Regions from separate parts of the Homo sapiens genome. Here region 1 is linked to region 2. A link is an interaction called in ENCODE POLR2A ChIA-PET data of the cell type or tissue named here. Cell type or tissue: GM12878. All regions are shown on one strand. Region 1 overlaps CEP83 (centrosomal protein 83). Region 2 overlaps PLXNC1 (plexin C1).

Region 1 (4,000 bases), 160 kb before region 2:
CAATACAGAAACACACTTAAGTACACAGATGAGCCACACTATAAAGCAACCACACAAGCCAGCCTAATAACCAGCTAACAACACAATGACAGGATCAAATCCACACATATTAATACTGACCTTGAATATAAATGGGCTAAGTGCCCCCATTTAAAAGGCACAGAGTGGCAAGCTGGATAAAAAAGCAAGACCCAGTGATATGCTGTCTTCAAGAGACCCATCTTATATGCAATGACACCCATAGGCTCAAAATAAATGGATGGAGGAACATCTGCCAAGCAAATGGAAATCAGAAAAATGCCAGGGTTGCAATCCTAGTTTCAGACAAAACATTTTAAACCAACAAAAATCAAAAAAGACACGGGTTTACATAATGGTAAAGGGTTCAATTCAATAAGAAGACGTAACTATCCTAAATATATATGCACCCAACATAGGAGCACCCGGATTCATAAAGCAAGTTCTTAGAGACCTACAAAGAGATTTATACTCCCACACAATAACAGTGGGAGACTTCCACATTCCACTGACAGTATTAAATCCTTGAGGAAGAAAGTTAACAAAGATATTCAGGACGTGAACTTAACATTGGACCAGATAGATCTGATAGACCTCTACAGAACTCTACATCCAAAAACAACAGGAATATACATTCTTCTCATTGCTGCATGGCACATACTCTGAAATTGACCACACAATCAGACATAAAACAATCCTCAGCAAATGCAAAAGAACTGAAATACCAAACACACAGCACAATAAAAATTGAAATCAAGACTAAAAATATAATTGCTCAAAACCATTTACATGGAAGTTAACCTGCTCCTGAATGACTTTTGAGTAAAGAATGAAATTAAGGCAGAAATCGAGAAGTTATTTGAAACTAAGAGAAAAAAGATACAACATACCAGAATCTCTGGGACACAGCTAAGGCAATGTTATGAGGGAAATTTATAGCACCAAATGCCCACATCAAACAGTTAAAAAAGATATCAGCAACCTAGCAGCACAACTAAAACAATGAGAGGACCAAGAGAAAACCAACCCAAAGCTAGCATTAGAGCTGAACAGAAGGAGATCAAAACATGAACAGCCATTCAAAAGATTAACTAATACGGGAGTTGCGTTTTTGAAAAAATTGTTAGGCCACTAGTTAGCCTAATGAAGAAAAATGAGAAGATCCAAATAAACACAATTAGAAATGACAGAGGGGATGTTACCACTGACCCCACAGAAATACAAACAACCGTCACAGACAACTATAAACACCTTTCTGCATACAAACTAACAAAGCTAGAAGAGACAGATAAATTTCTGGACACATACACCTTCCCAAGATAGAACCAGGAAGAAGTTGATTTCCTGTACAGACCAATAATGAGTTCTGAAATTGAGGCAGTAGTAAATACCTGCCAACCAAAAAAAGCCCAGGGCCAGATGGATTCACAGCCACATGCTACCAAATGTTCAAAGAAGAGCTGGTACTGCTTCTCCTGAAACTGTTAACAAAAAATAGAGGAGCAGGAAATCCTTCCCAAATCATTCTGTGAAGCCAGCATTGTCCTGATAACAAAACCTGGCAGAGACACAACAATGAAAACTTTAGGCCAATATCTTTGACGAATATTGATGCAGAAATCCTTAACAAAATGCTTACAAACCGAATCCAGTAGCACATCAAAAACCTAATCTACCATGATTATGTAGGTTTTATCTTTGGGATGCAAGGTTGATTCAACATGTGCAAATCAATAAATGTGATTCATCACATAAACAGGACTAAAGACAAAAACCACATGGTTATCTCAATAGATGTAGAAAAGGCTTTTGATAAAATTCACCATCCCTTTCTATTAAAAACTCAATAAACTAAGTATTGAAGGAACATACTACAAAATGTGAGAGCCATCTGTGACAAACCCACAGCTAACATCATACTGAATGGGCAAAATATGGAAGCATTCTCTTTGAAAACCAGCACAAGACAATTATACCCTCTCTCACCACTCCCATTCAACATAGTATTAAAAGTCCTGGCCAGAGTAGTTAGGCAAGAGAAAGAAAGAAATAAAGGGCATCCAAGTAGGAGGAGAGGAAGTGAAACTATTCATGTTTGCAGTCGACATGGTTTTATGTTTAGGAAACCCCCATAGTCTCAATCCAAAAAGCTCCTTCAGCTGATAACTTTAGCAAAGTTTCAAGATACAAACTCAATGTACAAAAATCACTAGCATTCCTGTACACCAACAGCCAAGCTGAGAGCCAAATCAGGAATGCAATCCCATTCACAATTGCACAAAATAAAATACCTAGGAATACAGCTAAATGTGGGTGAATGATCTCTACAATGATAATTATAAAACACTGCTTAGACAAATCAGAGATGATACAAATAAATGGCAAAACTTTCCATGCTCATGGATAGGAAGAATCAATATCATTAAAATGGCCATACTGTCAAAAGCAATTTATTGATTCAGTGCTATTTCTATCACACTACCAATGGCATTCTTCATGGAACTAGAAAAAAACTTTTAAAATTCATGTGGAACCAAAAAAGAGTCCAAATAGCCACAGCAATCCTATGCCAAACAACAACAACAAAAAACGTGGAGTCATCATGCTACCTGACTTAAAACTATACTATAGAGCAACAATAACCAAAACAGCATGATATTGATACAAAAACAAACACATAAATCAATGGAACAGAATAGAGTAACCAGAATTAAGGCCTCACAGCTACAATCATCTGATCTTCAACAAAGCTGACAAAAACAAGCAATGGGAAAAAGGACACCCCATTCATTAAATGGTGCTGGGATAAACAGCTAGCCATATGCAGAAGATTGAAACTAGACCTCTTCCTTACACCATATGCAAAAGTCAACTCAAGAAGGATTAAAGACTTAAATGTAAAATCCAAAACTATAAAAACACTGGAGGACAACCTAGGCAATACCATTCAGGACATAGGAACTGGCAAAGATTTCATGATGAAGATGCCAAAAGCAATCACGACAAAAGCAAAAGTTGATAAATGGGTTCTAATTAAACTTAAGAGCTTCTGCACAGCAAAAGAAACTGTCAACAGAGTAGACAGATAACCTACAGAATGGGAGAAGATATTTAGAAGCTATGCATCTGCATCTGACAAAGGTCTATCTAGCATCTATAAAGAACTTAAATTTACAGGATAAAAACAACCCCATCAAAAGTGGGCAAAGGAAATGAACAGATCATTTTCAAAAGACATACATGTGACCAACAAGCATATGAAATAAAGCTCAATGTCACTGATCATTAGAGAAATGCAAATCAAAACCACAATGAGATACCATCTTACACCAGTCAGAATGGCTATTAAAAAATAAAAAAATAGCAGATTCTGGCGAGGTTGTGGAGAAAAGGGAATACTTTGATACACTGTTGGTGGGAGTGTAAATTAGTTCAACCATTGTGGAAAGCAGTGTGGTAATTCCTCAAAGAGCTAGAAACAACTACCATTGGACCCAGCAATCCCATTACTGGGTAAATATACTCAAAGGAATATAAATCTTTCTGCCATAAAGACACATGCATATGTTCATTGCAACACTATTCACAATAGCAAAGACATGGAATCAACCTAAATGCCCATCAATGGAAGATTGGATAAAGAAAATGCGGTATATATACACCATGGAATACTATATAGCCATAAAAAAGAATGAGATAATGTCCTTTGCCAGGTACATGGATGGAGCAAGAGGCCATTATCCTTAGCAAACTAACACAAAAAAGGAAAACCGAATACTGCATGTTTTCATTGTCATAAGTGGGAGCTAAATGATGAGAACACATGGACACAAAGGGGAGCAACAGATACTGGGGCCTACTTGAGACTGGAGCATGGGAGGAAGGAGAGGATCAGAAAAAATAACTTGGGTACTAGGCTTAGTACCTGGGTGATGAAATAATCTATTTACCTATAAAACAAACCTGCACATGTACCTCTGAG
Region 2 (4,000 bases):
GAGCTCTGCAGGGTTATGAAGAAACATATTGCTAAGTGCGGGGGCTGACACTAGGTTACACCTACAGCCACCAGCTGCTCTAGGCTATTCCCCCCTCTATTGCCTCAGAGAAGCAAGGCTTTGCACTCGGAATCCAATTTTTAAAAGGGGTCAATGATAGAGAAAGGAGCCTCAGGAGAAGACCAAGGGGCGATGATCAGGAACAGCTGGTGTGTTAGGTAACACGCTTCCTCAGTCAGGTTGCGGGGAGACAGGGGATGACAAGGAATCCTGGCTAATTGGGAAGGGAGTCAAAAGGAAATACACTTCCCTGTTGCTGCCCAGCTTTTACTTTTCCTCAAAACAGAGCCCCAGTGTCAACTCCTCTTGGACGCACTCATCTCACCATGCTATAATCACTATCTTCTCCACCAGATGAAGAGTACCTTTTTTCCAGTTCTAGAAACACTTACTGAGGGCTCACTCACCATGTGTTAGCCAACCTGATAGATGCCTGGGAAAGAAAGATGAGCCAGACCTGGCTACTCCCCTCAGTGCACATATAGCCCAAACAGGGATGTGTGGGGCCTGACACAGGGCCTGGCACACTCTAAGGTTTATAGAGTGGATCCCCAACTCCTAACTTCATTGCCAACTCCCTACTTAGCAACTCTTCCTGTCTTCCTGTATGTCCCAAGGCATCTAAAAATCAACAAAAATTAAACTCATCCTCTAATTGGTCCTCCACGTCTTAAAAACCTATTTCACTTCACCCCTCCTCTCCATCCTCATTGCTGCAACCTCAGTTCAGCTCTTCAACGTCCCTCAGTTGAATGATTGCAATAAACAAAATCCATCTGTTTCTCTCCATATTTGTCACCACTGCTCGTGGCCAAGGTGACATTATTTCTTGTCTGGACTACTGCAAGAGCCTCCTGCAGGTTTTCCTTCTTCCGCTGTGGCCAATCTCTCATCCATTCCCCACAGGGCAGCCGTTATTTAGGAATTCAAATCCAATCATTTCACTTCCCTTCAAAGGCTCTCCTGTGCTCGGAGAAGAAAATCTAATCTCCTTCCCATTGCCAAGGAGGCCTGCAGGCTGGGCCTGCTGCTTCCTTCTCCAGCCTCCTCCCCTCATACTCTCTCCTCTACCTCCCTAGCCTCAACCACACTAGCATTTTGCTCTCCACAACCACCAAGACCAGGATGTTCCATCTTTGAGTTCTTGCACATGCCCTCCAGTCTGCCAGCACTGCTCTTCCCAGATCTGCAAGGGAAACCTGCAACCGGCCTTTCTTATCTTCCTGGTGTCAATTCGGCCTCCTTAAAGAGAACTTACCCCAACACCTGCAACCCCCAAATGCCTCTGCTACATTACCTGTTTAGTGAAGTGCCTCCGTTTCTTCATCTTTAAAATGGTAGTAATAATACAGCCCATTTTGTAAAGTTGCAGTGAGGATTAGATGAGTTAATATTGGTAAAGTGCTTAGAATAATGATATACAGTAGGTGAGCTGTAAATTTTAGCTATCATCTTAATGTAAAAGTAACTATTAATTTGCCAAATGTTTATTGTCTACCCTATTTACCATGATATAAATGTCTCCACACATTGCTTGGCACATAATAGGAGCTCAAGAAAGTATTCGAACAAATGATAGTCCTTCTAATAAGGTGCTTTGCCTCCAACCTTATTGCAGCCACTTTATCTTCTGAGTAATCTTTCTAGAACACATTCAGATTGTGTCTGTTTATAATCCCGCTGTTTTACTCCATCAACCTTAGCCATGGTTTTCACACCCTGCTCTAGAAGTTCCTTGGAGATGCCTCAGGGACAGGCCCGGATGGGGTGTGGCAAGTTGTAGGGCTCCGGAAACTCCCAACCCCTGCTTCCTCCCATGTTCCCAGCGCTTGGTAATTGGTCTTACAAAAAGAACCAAGTCAATGATAATTTTTCTCAAGAGACAGGGTCGTGTTACGTTGTTCAGGCTGGATTTTAACTCCCGGGCTCAAGCGATCTCCCTGTCTCAGACTCCCAAGCAGTTGGACTACAAATATGTGCCACTACACCTGGCTAAGATTTTTATTTTTATTTTTGTAGAGATGGGGTCTTGCTACGTTGCCCAGGCTAGTCTTAAAACTCCTGGGCTCAAGTGATCCACCCGTCTTGGCCACCCAAGGTGCTGGGATTATGGGCATGCGCCATCTGCTCCCTGCCTAATGATAATTTTCTAACCTTTTTCTCATAGGGAGCTTCCGATTGATAATTTATTTTAAAGGCAAGGTTTGGAAAGTCTAGAGGACCAACCATCAGGATAAAATCCAACCACCTTTGCCCGTCTCATTAAGCCCTTCACCATCTGGACCTGCACACTCGTTTCTGGACATTCCGCAGCCTGGTGAGCTGCTTGTGGCTCCCAGGCTTACTCAACTTCCTGCTTGTGCACAAGCTGTGCCTTCTCTCTAGAACTCCCTTCTCTGCCTTCTCCACTCAGCTTCAAGATGCAGCTCAAGCATTACCTCTCTGAAGCCTCCCAGATCCTCCCAGGCTGAGAGTAGTGCCTCTTTTTGGGACTTCCACGGCAGCTTTTGGTCACGTCTCTCTTGCCATGAGCATCAGACTGTATGGGAAAGGTTTGTTTTACTCTCATTCTTTCTATAATAGCAGGAGTCAACAAACCACCACCTGTGGGCCAAATCTGGCTTGTTGCCTGTTTTTCAAACGGCCCATGAGCTAAGAATAGCTTTTGCATTTTAAAATGGTTGAAAAGAATCAAAAAAAGAATAACTCATGACAAGTGAAAATTACAGGGAATTCACATTTCGGTGTCCATAACATTTTAATGGAACACAGCCCTACCTGCTCATTTATGTATTGTCCATGGCTGTGTTCACACTACAGCAGCAGAATTGAGCAGTTGTGATAGAGACTGTATGCAGCCTGCAAAGCCGAAAATATTGATGATCTGGCCCTTTACAGAAAGAGTTTGCTGACCCCTGCATAACAGCATTGACCAGGGTGGTGGGATGGAAATAGGGCCACATCCCCCTAGTAACTTCTCTAAGGAAAGCACTATGTGTAGCTATTGAACAGACAATCCAACCAACATGAAAATCAGCTACTGAAACTGAAAAATGAATGTCACAGTTCTATTTGTTTTTGTGATCATGTAAAAATTAGCATTTCATCAAGATAGAAAATTAAAACTAAGAAAAATGATAAGCACATTTCATAAAAAACATAATAAGAAAACCTACCATTCCATGGCCCCACTTTGATGAACAGGTTAGACCCATGCTGGCCACACACTGTTCCCAAGTCGACTTTGGGGTTTCCCAGTCTTCATCATCTGTGTGCCAATGCATGTTTGGGGAAGGGAGTGGTCATCAAAAAACTTTAAGGGAGGCAGATTTGACACTACTGTATGCTACTGTAATCAAGATGTTGGTCTTGGTGTGGCTCTTCCGCCATCCTGTTCTAAGGGAATCCACCTGCAGCACCTGCTGGGGACAATTGCATGTTTGATCCTCTTCTAGTCGGACCAGGGGCCAGCACCTGCCCCAAGGGTTACAAATCCCTACACTGAACTCGGGCTCATCATCTGGTGGGAAAGATGAACTGGACTCAACTCTATCTCTCTCCTGGCAACTTGGACTAAATAATACAGAAAGTCATTGCCAGTTAGTAGCCAAAGCCGAAGGTGACAGGCTGTTAAGATGTACAGTGGGAGGCAAGTGTGCTGGCTTATGCCTATAATCTTAGCACTTCGGAAGGACTGCTTTAGCTCAGGAGATTGAGACCAGCATGGGCAACATAGCAAGACCTCATCTTTACCAAAAATAAAAATAAAAAAAATCAGCCTGGCATGGTGGTGTGTGCCTGTAGTCCCAGCTACTTGGGAAGCTGAGGTGGGAGGATCACTTGAACCCAAGAGTTTGAGGCCGCAATAAGCTATGATCATGCCACTGCACTCCAGTCTAGGTGACAGGGTGAGACTCTGTTTAAAAAAAAAAAAAAAAAA

Evidence for each region. ChIA-PET counts read pairs that join two places held together with the same protein. Peaks named below come from ENCODE experiments on the same cell type or tissue, not always from the same donor. Only the 100,000 strongest peaks of a DNase experiment are listed, where the experiment ranks them.
Region 1: POLR2A ChIA-PET joins it to region 2 with 7 read pairs; 2 of 35 experiments call an interaction of 5 or more read pairs at or near these places.

The regions. Positions count from the first base shown.
Region 1 is chr12:94,316,469-94,320,468 of GRCh38, reverse strand. The region is part of intron 14 of CEP83 (centrosomal protein 83); the gene reads left to right. Among named protein-coding and RNA genes, the nearest start is that of CEP83, 140 kb to the left of the region's middle. In GM12878, no CTCF peak of the experiment used is centred here; a DNase peak (open chromatin) is centred at 2,108.
Region 2 is chr12:94,156,709-94,160,708 of GRCh38, reverse strand. The region is part of intron 1 of PLXNC1 (plexin C1); the gene reads right to left. Among named protein-coding and RNA genes, the nearest start is that of PLXNC1, 10 kb to the right of the region's middle. In GM12878, no CTCF peak of the experiment used is centred here; a DNase peak (open chromatin) is centred at 2,488; H3K4me3 peaks cover 1,784 bases; H3K27ac peaks cover 1,971 bases.